Regions from separate parts of the Homo sapiens genome. Here region 2 is linked to region 1. The links are chromatin contacts, found by Hi-C or POLR2A ChIA-PET in ENCODE. All regions are on one chromosome and are shown on one strand. The core of a region is the stretch at or near the end of the contact, and the rest is flanking DNA. Distances in the headings are between cores, read along the strand shown.

The links. A loop is a pair of places that touch in the nucleus more often than their neighbours do. ChIA-PET counts read pairs that join two places held with the same protein, here RNA polymerase II (POLR2A). Pooled maps may share reads with other maps.
Region 2: a map of HepG2 shows a loop between it and region 1 (2.1-fold over the local background). The contact joins two enhancer-like sites. A Hi-C loop is called at or near these places in 4 of 168 maps with a recorded cell type or tissue (Calu3, HepG2, MCF 10A and 1 more) and 4 of 50 pooled maps. POLR2A ChIA-PET finds 5 or more read pairs at or near these places in 1 of 52 experiments (BJ).

What each region holds. Positions count from the first base shown.
Region 1 is chr3:114,517,149-114,522,945 of GRCh38, forward strand. All of the region lies in intron 6 of ZBTB20 (zinc finger and BTB domain containing 20), which reads right to left. ZBTB20-AS5 (ZBTB20 antisense RNA 5) reads left to right here. Exons shown (of 3, transcript NR_121661.1): 2 at 1,368-1,451; 3 at 2,495-2,984. Among named protein-coding and RNA genes, the nearest start is that of ZBTB20-AS5, 66 kb to the left of the region's middle. Within about 2 kb of position 2,428, at least 3 of the 41 ENCODE cell types and tissues checked have a DNase peak (open chromatin) inside an H3K27ac peak, as active enhancers do.
Region 2 is chr3:114,703,625-114,709,421 of GRCh38, forward strand. The region is part of intron 5 of ZBTB20 (zinc finger and BTB domain containing 20); the gene reads right to left. Among named protein-coding and RNA genes, the nearest start is that of MIR4796, 37 kb to the right of the region's middle. Within about 2 kb of position 3,132, at least 5 of the 41 ENCODE cell types and tissues checked have a DNase peak (open chromatin) inside an H3K27ac peak, as active enhancers do.

The DNA of each region.
Region 1 (5,797 bases), core at 1,178-3,677:
TCAATATATTAATAGATGAAATGCCTATCATTTATTTTATCAGCAAACATTTGTTGAGTATCTCCTATGTGTCAGACATCGTTCTAGGCACAGAGGATAACATTATTGGCAGATCAAGTTCTCCACCTTGTATAGTTTAAATTCCAGTAGAGGGAACATATATTAAACAAGAAAATAAGTAAATAAGATATGTAATTTTACTCTGTTTCTGACACTGAGAGTCATAGGCATTTATCCTCTAAATCACTGAACAAAGCTTGGAACTAGATAGCGAACATGTTACTTCACAGTTTACAAAGTAATAAGGAAGACAATGAGGTCTCATACTAGAGGCACGTTAAACCACAGGCAGTGTGCAGGCTTAAAGTGTTTGGGAAGGACATCCCAAAAGCTAGGTTTCTTAGTCAGTTCGTCAGTCAATCAACACATATTTCTTTTTTTTTTTTTTGACCAAATTTCTCTCTGTTGCCCAGGCTGAAGTGCTGTGACACGATCTCGGCTCACTGCACCCTCTGCCTCCCGGGTTCAAGCAATTCTCTGCCTCAGCCTCCCTAGTAGCTGGGATTACAGGCACCTGCTACCATGCCCGGCTAATTTTTGTATTTTTAGTAGAGATGGGATTTCACCATCTTGGCCAGGTTGGTCTTGAATTCCTGACCTCATGATCCACCCGCCTCGGCCTCCCAAAGTGCTAGGATTACAGGTGTGAGCCACTGCACCCAGCCATTTGACATGTATTTTTTAAGCGCTTACTGTATACCAGGCCCTATGCTGAAGATAGTAGAACTGTGGACAGAGCCAACATGGTACTATTACCCACTGAGCTCACATTCTAAGGGGAAAAATTTGAACAACAAATCTCACAGTCCGTTCTTTATCATATATCCTCATAAGAATACATAAAGGGGGTTAGGAGATCACCTGGGTCAGAGGACTGGCCCATGAGGGGTTTCCAAGGGGCCTTCCTTGAAGATGTGGTGCCCGGACACTGCTTTAGGGCTGGGGTATGGGTATTGGTTTGAGCAGGGTCATGAAGTTTTCGGTTTCTTCTTCCTCATCCCCTTTCAACCATGTACACACATTTCAAATACTTAAAAGCATTCTTCAAATATACTAAGAACACCAAGAACTAAACACAAGAGAAGGACTCTCCAGAGGAAAGGGGCCAAAAATAGAAGAGAAAAAAAACCCCTAATCTCACCATTTGTTTTGAAAACACCCAAAATGATTAAAACATATTATAAACTAAAACATATGAACTAATCACTTGCCAAGTTTCATTTTTAAATCAAAGCCGTTTTGAGGTTCATAAACTGAAAAAAGAATCTTCAAATATGAACTTGTGTTTTTCTTTTCTTGGCCCTCAGTTGGCTTGAAGCATTTGCTGTTATGCTGTGTGGAGGGAAGGGGAACCTGCTAGTTAGGAACATGTGGCATGCATGTACTAGAAGGTAAGCTCCACAAGATCATGACTCTTCACAGTGGTATCCCTGGTAAGTAGAAGAGTGCCTGAAAGATAACAGGGGCTCAATAAATACCTGCTGAATGATCAACTAGTGAATATTCTGGGCCCTTTAAGGGATTCTCCAACTCTCTTTTCTTACCCAAGCTGCATCTTGCTTTAGGCCAGTGGTTCTCAACCTGGGGCTAATTTTTGCCCCCAGTCAGGGGATATCTGTATTTTTTGTTGTCACAGTTAGAGAAGTTCCTACTGGCATTTAGAGGGTAGATGCCAGGGACGCTGCTAAACATCTTACAGTGCACAGGACAGCCCTGTTCCACAGAGATTTATCTGGCCCCAAAGGTTAATAGGGCCAAAGTTATGAAACTCTGATTTATGCCCTTTGTTTCTATTGGGCTGTACCTGGGAGTCAGATCCTCTGCATATTTGGAATGAAGTTCAGTCCTAAAGGAAGCACCCCAGAAAAGCCTCATTGCTTCATCCTCATTCCCTTCAAGACCTAATAGAACTGCCCCCACTCTAAGGCAGGCTCAGAGAGAGCCAATTTTGCCTTTTGTCCTCCCTGGGTCAACAATGCAATTGCTAGGGAAATCATCTGAAAAAGTCTGTCTCTACAATGCAAGTAAATAATTTTTACAGTACATTGGTAATTTCCCTGAGCTTACCTAAGCATATATACTAATTTAGTAAAATTCTCTTGTTTACAAACTAGTCATGTATCTGCAGGAAAAAAAAATCTCCTCAAGTTCAACCAGTTTATCCATGTCTGCTCAGGATCAGTACATGACTCTAGCTTTATTCATGATAAATAAGATCAACTTCAAGAATTCCATCAAACCCCAGTAATGTGCCTTTAGAGAGACTGGGCTTATAGCATTTCCTCTGCCACCCTCCTTGCCCTGCATATTAAAATACAGGTATCTGATTCCAGTTTCAATGGGGAAACTTCTGTCGTGCCAGAGGAGGGCATGCGCTGATTTCCCCACTCTGATGGTTGCTCTAGTAATCTTGGTGTTGTGGCATGTTTCCCAGTTACCATAGAGACTGCATACACTAAGACTGCAGCATTGTGATTGGTGGGAAAGATACATTTTGCAGAAGCTTTTCTGGAGAGATAAAGGTAAGACACGAGAAAGAAAGTGAGACTGCCAATAAAGGGGCAGAGCACAGAGAAGTCCCAAACAACCATACATTCTAGAAAACTGGGACAGCAGAGATTACAACTACTGCTATAAAACTACATAAACTGTTCACTCAATGGCTGCCTGTCAGGAAAATTTCAAGTATTGTCAGACAGAACAGACACAAGATATTCTAGAATAAAAAGGTAAACAAGTAAACCTACTGAGGTTATAGGGGTGACAAAAGGGAAATGGCAAGAAAACATTTAAAAATGATTCAATGCTAGAAAAAAAAAAGAATCTCAGAGAGCAATAAAATTTAAAGTTACATTTAACTTTAAATGTAGGCTGACCTTTGGGGAATTATTTAAATTCTGAGTACCTCTGCTTCCTTCCCTATGAAAAAGAAAAAGAAAAAAAGAATAAAGATGGAAATAGAAAGAATAAAGATGACTTCTCTCTCACTGTTTAACAGGAGTCTCTTTAAATATCTCAATAATTTGACATTATATCAGTTGAATATGATGTACCCCCCACACAAAAATCAGACAAAAACACTTAAAGGGGGTGATAAATAGGGGGACGTCATTAACAATGCAAATTGACTCATTCCATAGTTTCTTAGAGTAATGAGTCAACTGACTACGTGATCTCATGTACATAATTTTGTTCGGCATGAGATTTTGAGGTATACAATTACTACAGAAATCAAGGTATACCTGCAATGTAAAGGGTAAATCGTAGGCATTTTAAATGAAAGCTGGGGATAGGATGTGTGTTGGTTTGAGGGATGAGTGGGAGTGGATTTAAGAGAAAATCAGTCTAGGAAAATATCACATAAGTGTTTGTAAGTTCCTTGATATTCAGGTCTGTATCTTGTAATGCTTTATTAAACATATTTCAGACTAATATGTCCATTGCCTACTGGACATTCATATCTCCCTGTTTTTAAATACCTTTCAAATCTGTATCTTGAGCCATTACTTATCTCTTGACCTCTAACCCTTTATATCAAATGAATTACTAGACAATTACAATTAGATATTCCAAAAGCATCCTAAATTCAACATGTCAAAGCTGAACTCATCTTTTCCTTCAAACTTTCTCTTCCTCCTATGTTCCCTATGTGAGTAAATATTAATAGTATTACCATTCACCCATCTGCCAAAGTTCCATACCTAGGAAGAATCATGGTTGCTTTTATCTCACCTTCAAATAATCACCCGTGCATATAGATGTGCAATCCTAATAACCAAAGGAGGCCTTTTTTGAATAGAAAGCAATATTTACAGTTAATTGGGTTTTGAACTAATATTAATTTATTAAACTTACAAATTTTAAAAGCCTAGTTTTCTTTACACCTTTACCTGTTAAAAACACACATATATTTTTCTATGTCTTAATATAGCAATTTTTGCATAAAATAAGAAAAATTACTTTCAGGAAGGGTGAGATTACTAGACAAAAAAATTTGGGACCTCAAACTATTTCAACTGTCAGTCAGAATGTTAAAAGAATGAGAGTTAGGGTCTGATCTGGGAACACCTTTCAAATGATTTTGCCAAGGTCACCAGTAGACACACTGAATGTTTTTATAGTCACTCTGAAAATGAGAAATTTTACGTCTATACCCTACAAAGGAAAATTTACAATCCAGGTCCTCTATGTTTAAGTTTCATTCTTATCTAACTCTTTTATAATCACTTTCCACTTTATAGCCTGATAAAGGTAGACAATATTTTGTGTCTCCACTAACCAGGTTTCTTGAATCTAGTGCCCTTTCACTTCATAACGTTTTTCACATTTCTACCTCTCTCATCCCCATTGCACCACATTAGCTCAGAGCATCATTATCTGTCACTTGTAATATTGCGACAGTACATTGTACTATATTTTCTTAAGTTTCTGAGTCTTTGCACATGTCACCACCTGTGTCTAGAACACCCATATTCCCTGATAAACATTTACTGAATGAAAAAAAAGTTAATAAATGCTTTGGATGTTGCTGCTTTGGGTGCTGAACAGAAATAGTGGCCTATCTAAGATTCTGGATAAGCCTGCATAAAGCACTCTTACTTTCAAAATTAATTTTGAAGAATAAGAAAATTTTGCCATGGAGAATCATGGAGCCTATGCCACAATATTATGTTTTGCATTTAATAAAACACCTCCAAACCCAGGGAAAGAATCAGTTATTACTTCCTTCAATTCATACAACGAATATTTACTGAACACTCTCTATGTGCCAGGCTCTGTACTAGGCACTGAGGATTTCTTAGAGCATAGAACAGGCAAAAAACAAACAAACAAAACCGAAAAAAACCTCACAATCATGGGGCTTATATTCCATGGCAAGAGGAAATAAATGTGTAAATAAAATATATATTTTGTCTGAAGGCAGTAGGTGCTATGAACCAAAAGGGGTGGAAAGCTAAATGTTAAATACAGTGGTTATGAAAGGCCTTACTTAGAAGTGAAAATTGAGCAAAGACCTGAAGATGATAAGCAAACAAGCCTTATCTGGGGAAAACATTTAAGGCGGTCAGAAAAGCAAGTGCAAATGTGAAATCATGCATGGTAGGCTGGAGGTTAGGAAGGGGGTCAATGAAGGTTGAGGGGAGTGAGCTAGGGTGGAGCGCTAAATGAAGACAGAGAGGTAATGGGGAAATTGAATATGGAGGGTCTTGTGAACTACTGCAAAGGCTTTTCTTCCAAGTGAGATGTTGAGCCATTAGAGAGTTCTGAGCAGAGAAGTGATGTGGTCTGACTGAAATTACATTACATATATTGCAAAGCATCACTCTGGCTATCATTTTGAGAATAGACTGTAAGTGGTAAGGCCAGAAGCAGGGAAGACAATTAGGAGGCTACTGCAATAATCCGGGTAAGAAATGATAGTTGCTTGGATTAGGGTAGTAGTGGTGATGAGGATGAGGAGTGGTAAGATTCTGGACTTATTCTGAAGGTAGAGCTGCAGGATTTGTTCAATGGTTGGGTTTGTGAGAGAAATACAGGTCTGGGAGAGAAATAAATTTTTGATTTGAGTAACCCTAAAGGTGGAGCGTTATTTACCAATATTGGGGAGGCTATGTATTTGCTTGGTAAAATAAGGAATTCCATTTCTGGTATGTCAAGTTTGAGATGCTCATTAGACAGACGTGGAGATGTTGAATAGGCAGCTGAATATGTGAGCCTAGAATTCTGTGTAAAGGCC
Region 2 (5,797 bases), core at 1,882-4,381, 190 kb after region 1:
AGCAAAAACTCACAACCAATTATTTTGACTGGTAAAAACAGACAGTGATATGAAAGTAACAGATGGAAGCCCAGTTTTACTCACACAACACACTCACTAAAGACAATTGCAAGTGTCCCCATGACAATAACTTAACAATGGTCACTTTAGCCTGAGATATCTCCTTTAGGTGAGTTTCCTTAAAGACTTCAGAGGGGCTTGTAGAAAATACTGTAGAACGAAACCAACTCATTTGTCTATATGTAGAAATAGGCAAGAGTTGCAAATCACAGCCTGTGGACGAAAGGGATCCAGGTGTCACATTTGCCAAATCTTTTTGCAAGACTGGAATAGATATTCTTTTCTTATTTATTTTTTGTTGTATGGCAGTATTTTTAGGAGTGGTGACATTTCTGTACTTTTAAAAACACAACACTACACAGCACCTAAAAACTTTCCTAAATCAAATAATTAACAGTAATAAATCTTCCTGCTAATTTCTCCTCAAAGTTGAAAGAAAGGTTATTTTCTTACCTCACACTGAGCCTTCTGATATGACAGTGTCATTCAGTCAATAATTTCAATGTCAGTTACTGATTTCTAACTCTTTTATTACAAAGACTTCAAGCAATAATGAAATGGTGCTGATCTGCTTGCTTTCACTCTATATAACGTCTATATTTATATGCTTATGCTTCTATTTGGATCTATATTTATCTGCTTTATCTGCCTACAGTGCATCTGTTTCTCATACACACAGACATATATTTATATATATACACACATACTGTATATATATATATAGGTTATATATAAACACACATACCCACAAAAATGTATGAATGTATGCTAGTGAGCTTACTTCAACAACCATGCAGGTGCATAAATATTCAGGCACATGACAAATATACAAAGAACATAAATGAACATGTAAACATAGTTACACAGGAAAAAGAATATCTTAACAACAGCCCTGTCTGCCATACTTGGCTGTTGGCCTTTGAGACTTATACACTGTTGAATGATATGTCATAGACTACTCTGAGAAGCAGAAAAATCTTCTGAAGGCAAAAGTATATGACTAAATCAAGATAATGAATTCTAACTCTCTCATTTTCGCAATGAGGAGTCTGAGATACTAAGGTGAACAGCAAAGATTTTACAGCTTTCTGGAGGCAGAGCTGGAAGTTTTACCCAAGTCTCTGCCTGCTAGACAAATGCTCTTTCTACTACTATGCTGAATTGAAAGGATGAAAACAATTTTTTCAAACCCAATATCATTATTTTCTAATTGCCACTCTTTCCCATTTTTCCCTTTTCTTGCTGTGTGAAATGTAAACAAACAACATTCACTCAGGGTCAGGCACTGTTCTAAATATTCTATATGTACTATACCATTTAATCTGTAAAATATCTCTATATAGTAGGTATTATTATTCAAAATCTTAGTTTAGTGAATTAAATAACTCACTCAAAGCTACACAGCTAGTAAGGAAAAGGGCTGAGCTCCCATAATACTCAAGACCCATGTTTTTCTCACTTAACTATGATGCCTTCCCTAATACATATTTGTATATAATACTAACCCTTCCCTCACCACCACAGCCTGATAGTCTTAGAAATCTAATATTTGATCTGTTTCAGAACACATAACAAGTTTAAAGGTTCTCTCAGCCTGAGGAAAAAAAATAAAGGGAAGTAGAGCAGGTATAAGTTACATCCCTAGTATGCAGCACATGCCCTATACTAGAGAACTGAAATATGCAAAATTCCCCCCCAAAATTACTCCAATGATAGTGTGATGTGATTTAAAGCCTTAATAACTTCCAGTCTATGAACATTTTATGTCTTTTGCAAAGGATTATGGCAAACTGATAATATAGAATCAGATTGGAAATAAGACCACAAGAAGGCAAAGGGAAAATAGCAAAAGGAAGAAAGACCCACACCCACTTCTTCTTCCTCTCTTGGCACAACACTTCCAAAAACAAACACCCATTAAAAACAACAAACCCAGTATCAAAATTTGGTATTTTTTTCCCCACTCAAGTGTTAGAGACAAATTCAGAAAAGAAACTAAGTCTACGTATGGTAGGTAGTTTTATACAAATCTCTTCAGATAGTAACCAGTTGTGAGCCATCCGAACACGGAGGAATTTTACACTTTGGCCAGCTAACCCAGAACCCAGCACTGGGAGATGTCATGTGGATTTGTGAAACTCCCTGGGGCATACTGCATCCATAAGCCAAAGAACAGAAATTATACTGATCCATACATGCAGCTCTTCATCTGTGCCATATTGATAATTACTCTTCATTTGTGAATTAAATCCTAGTTATAAAAACAACTTTCAGACATTTGTCACAAATGGCACATTTTACTTAACTCTTTCATAACACCATCTAGCCACGGTCTATAGGAAATGGGAGCTACCATACTCCCATATAGGTCATGATATTATAGGAAGAATATGATGTAGAGAAAGAGAGAGAGAGAGAGAGACAGACTTGAGTTTGAATCCCAGGTTTTCCATTTATTAACAATAAAGCTGTAGGCACATCACTTAAATGATTCTGAAACCTCATTTTCATCACCTGTGGAATAAAGAATAAAACCACCTATTTTGCAGGAACGTTGTGAAGATTAGAGACATCCCAGCACAAAGACCCCCTCATAAAAGGGGGCATTAAATATTAATTATTGTATATTTAAGAAGTCTATTTGTGTGTGACTTTCTCTTGTATTAATGATACATAAATCTGCTGGGAGTAACAGAAGATGTGAGGTACTTTTTATGCTTTTTTAATCAAAGACAAACTTTTTGGTGATCACATGTGTTCCATGTAAAAGTGGAAATAAAAGCATATCACAGTGTAACATTTTCAGTGGACGATTTTAAAGCACTTAATAACCCTTGACTTTTTGTGATTGCTGGCACTCTCATTTAACAGTTGGGCAAAATGGGGTTCAGAGATACATCCTCCAAATCAGTAATAATAATAAAGAAATCACCAGCAGGGGTTAGTAGAAAGTCTGTTTTTAACATCTAAATCCCACAGTGTCCAGCTAAGGAATAACTGCTGCAAGGTCACAGATACAAAAGGCCACACTTTCCCCAAAGCTCTTTGAGATTATTCACTGAGGCCAAAACATTAGGTAATGCTGTGTACATCTGCTGAGATAACAAGGGTGAGTCAGGGTTAGGTCACGGTTTCAGGTTAGAGGGGTGGGGTGAAGAGTGGCTTTCAGATCAAATGACGAGAGTAGTTTAATTTAAGCAAAGAACAAACCATACAGTATTTTAAGTAAGAGGGGAAAAAAAGGGGGTGCAACTACAGCCAAGAGAAGGTGGGTGGGAATATAGACCCTGTGGGGGTCAAATGGGTAACTGTGGCTCAAAGAGGAAACCCACCCACATTCACACACACTGAAAAGCGAACAAAAAGCCCAGGGTGCAGCATAAATCCTGCTATCCCAATAACACACACAGATGTTCCACCATTGTTTTCTTTTATGCACATTTTAATTAAGAGATCAGAATCAAGCATTAAAATGTTATTAAATGGCTTGTTTACATTTTTGCTATATGTCATTTATAATGCATTTTCTAAATGTGTGTATATCTATTCGGAAGGACTATTTGGAATTTTTACATCAGTGCTACAATTGTCCCACTAACTCACAGTCATTTTTGCTAACCAAATATGTGTCAGAAATCCTTTTCAGTTTAAGCAACTGGACAGGAGCTCTCACTCTTTAATTCTCAGTCAAGCAATTCCCTACCCCCAATCACACCTCCTTTAAGCATGACAAAGTCCACCACAGTACTTCAAGACAATAGGAAGGCCCAGGTACACTGGCAACCTTTCTGATTTTTCACAAGAGTCCCAGTTTCAAATATTCTCCCATTGTGCTCACAAGAAAATAGTCTTCATATACATGCCCGACCCTTTCCCTAGAACAGTTTTGAAAATGTCGGGAACTCAAAGCTACCACATGAAGGACCCTGACCTATGAGTGTCCCCTGGAGGGGACACAGTGGAAGAAGCGGGAACTAGTAGATTTTTTTTTCCTCCCCACAATCCATCTTCTATTTGCAGTCTACAACTTATCCCTATTTGCCTGGGCAGGAATTTGAGTTCTCTATATTATTCTGGAGTTAAAACAGGTATGCCTTTCCCGTCTCTCAGATTCCACAGATATCATGACTGATGCACACAATCCACCTGCATATGTGGATCACAAGTATCCTGTAGTCTGCTGGCACCATATAACTTAATTACTTTTAACCACAGGGCATTGTCCTAGAAGCCCACTATTTATATTGTACCTTATCAATCATGGTACTTGGAATTGCAAAGTCTCAGAAAGCAGGAATCATATCTCCTCCACGTTCAGTTCAATGCCTAATGCATTGTGAGTGTTCAGTTAGGACAAGCAAGAGAGGTAAGGTTTTTTCTTTCTTTTTGTTATTTGTTTGTTATCCAGGATAAGCAGAATGCTTGTACAGAACATGCATAAGAAAGAAACGCAATCTAATCTCACTGTCAATTTATATTCTGTAAACTGTCTCATTTGCAGCATAAATGACTACAAAAATGTTTTGGTTACTCTAAGTGTTAACCTTAAGGTAAGAGTTAAATTAAGTCTGCTATAACTGGTGGACCAGAAAGGACTCAGAGAAAAGCAACAGCATGGCTTTGAATCAAATCACTTTTGGAAGAAAACTTTAAGATGTTACCACCGAAAAAATAAAACTGGCAAAATGCTCTGGAGGGCATCTTAGCAATATGCATCAAAAATTTAAAAAATATATGAAGACTGTTGACCCAGAAATCTCACCTCTAGGAATGTATCTAAAGGAATTACTCAAAGATCTACACAAAGATTTAGAAGCAAGAATGTTTACCATGGCATTATTTATAATTGTGAAAGACTGGTAACCTTGTCTGACAATAGAGAGTTGATTAAATAAATGACAGTACATTCCTAGACTTAAATACTATGCAGTTTAAGAAATCATATTTTAGATACCACTTAATTACATGAAGAAATGTTTTTGGAATACTGTTAAGTGAAAAGGCATATAACCAACAATATATGTACAGGAAAATATATTGTTTAAGTAAATATTGCTAAGTTAAATATTGTTAACTTAAATATTGTTTAAGAAGTGATAGTTGTGTACACACAAAGTGCAAAAAGACCAGAAAACACTAGAAGTGCTTGTTTCTGGGTAGAGAAATTATAAATAATTTTTGTTTATTTGAACTTTTCCATAATAAAAGCACATTTATTTCATAGTAAAATATTACTTAAAATATTCATCTATACCAACCTTCCTTCTCTAAAGGCCTAAAAGTGACCCTCTGTAGGCACTCTTTTGTCTCTAGAAGTCTTCCTTCTCCTGTTTTTATAGATGTATGTGTTGCATTCTAAAATCTTAAGTATTTGGGACTATGTAGTTATAAAAGATACCCTACCAATTAAACAAATAAAAAATCTTATTAAATCTGTGGTTTTAATCTTAGGTTCCTGCTTAGAAAAAATACCAATTTCTCTTTAAGTCCTATATTTTGCTTTCAATTCAGCCTCCATAGTATTAATTAGTTATATTATTTAGGCCTGCAGCAGAACAGTTTCATAGTTCTTCTCATTCTCACAGTTCTTTGTAAGAGACACCACCCCTCTCATGGTTCTTACTCACCCCTACACCCACAATTGACCATAGGTAATTGTGCAAGAGACCACAAATAGAAAGAAAATGAAGGAAGCCTTAAAAGGCCAAGGTAGTTCCAAGTTATAAAACAGAGAAAG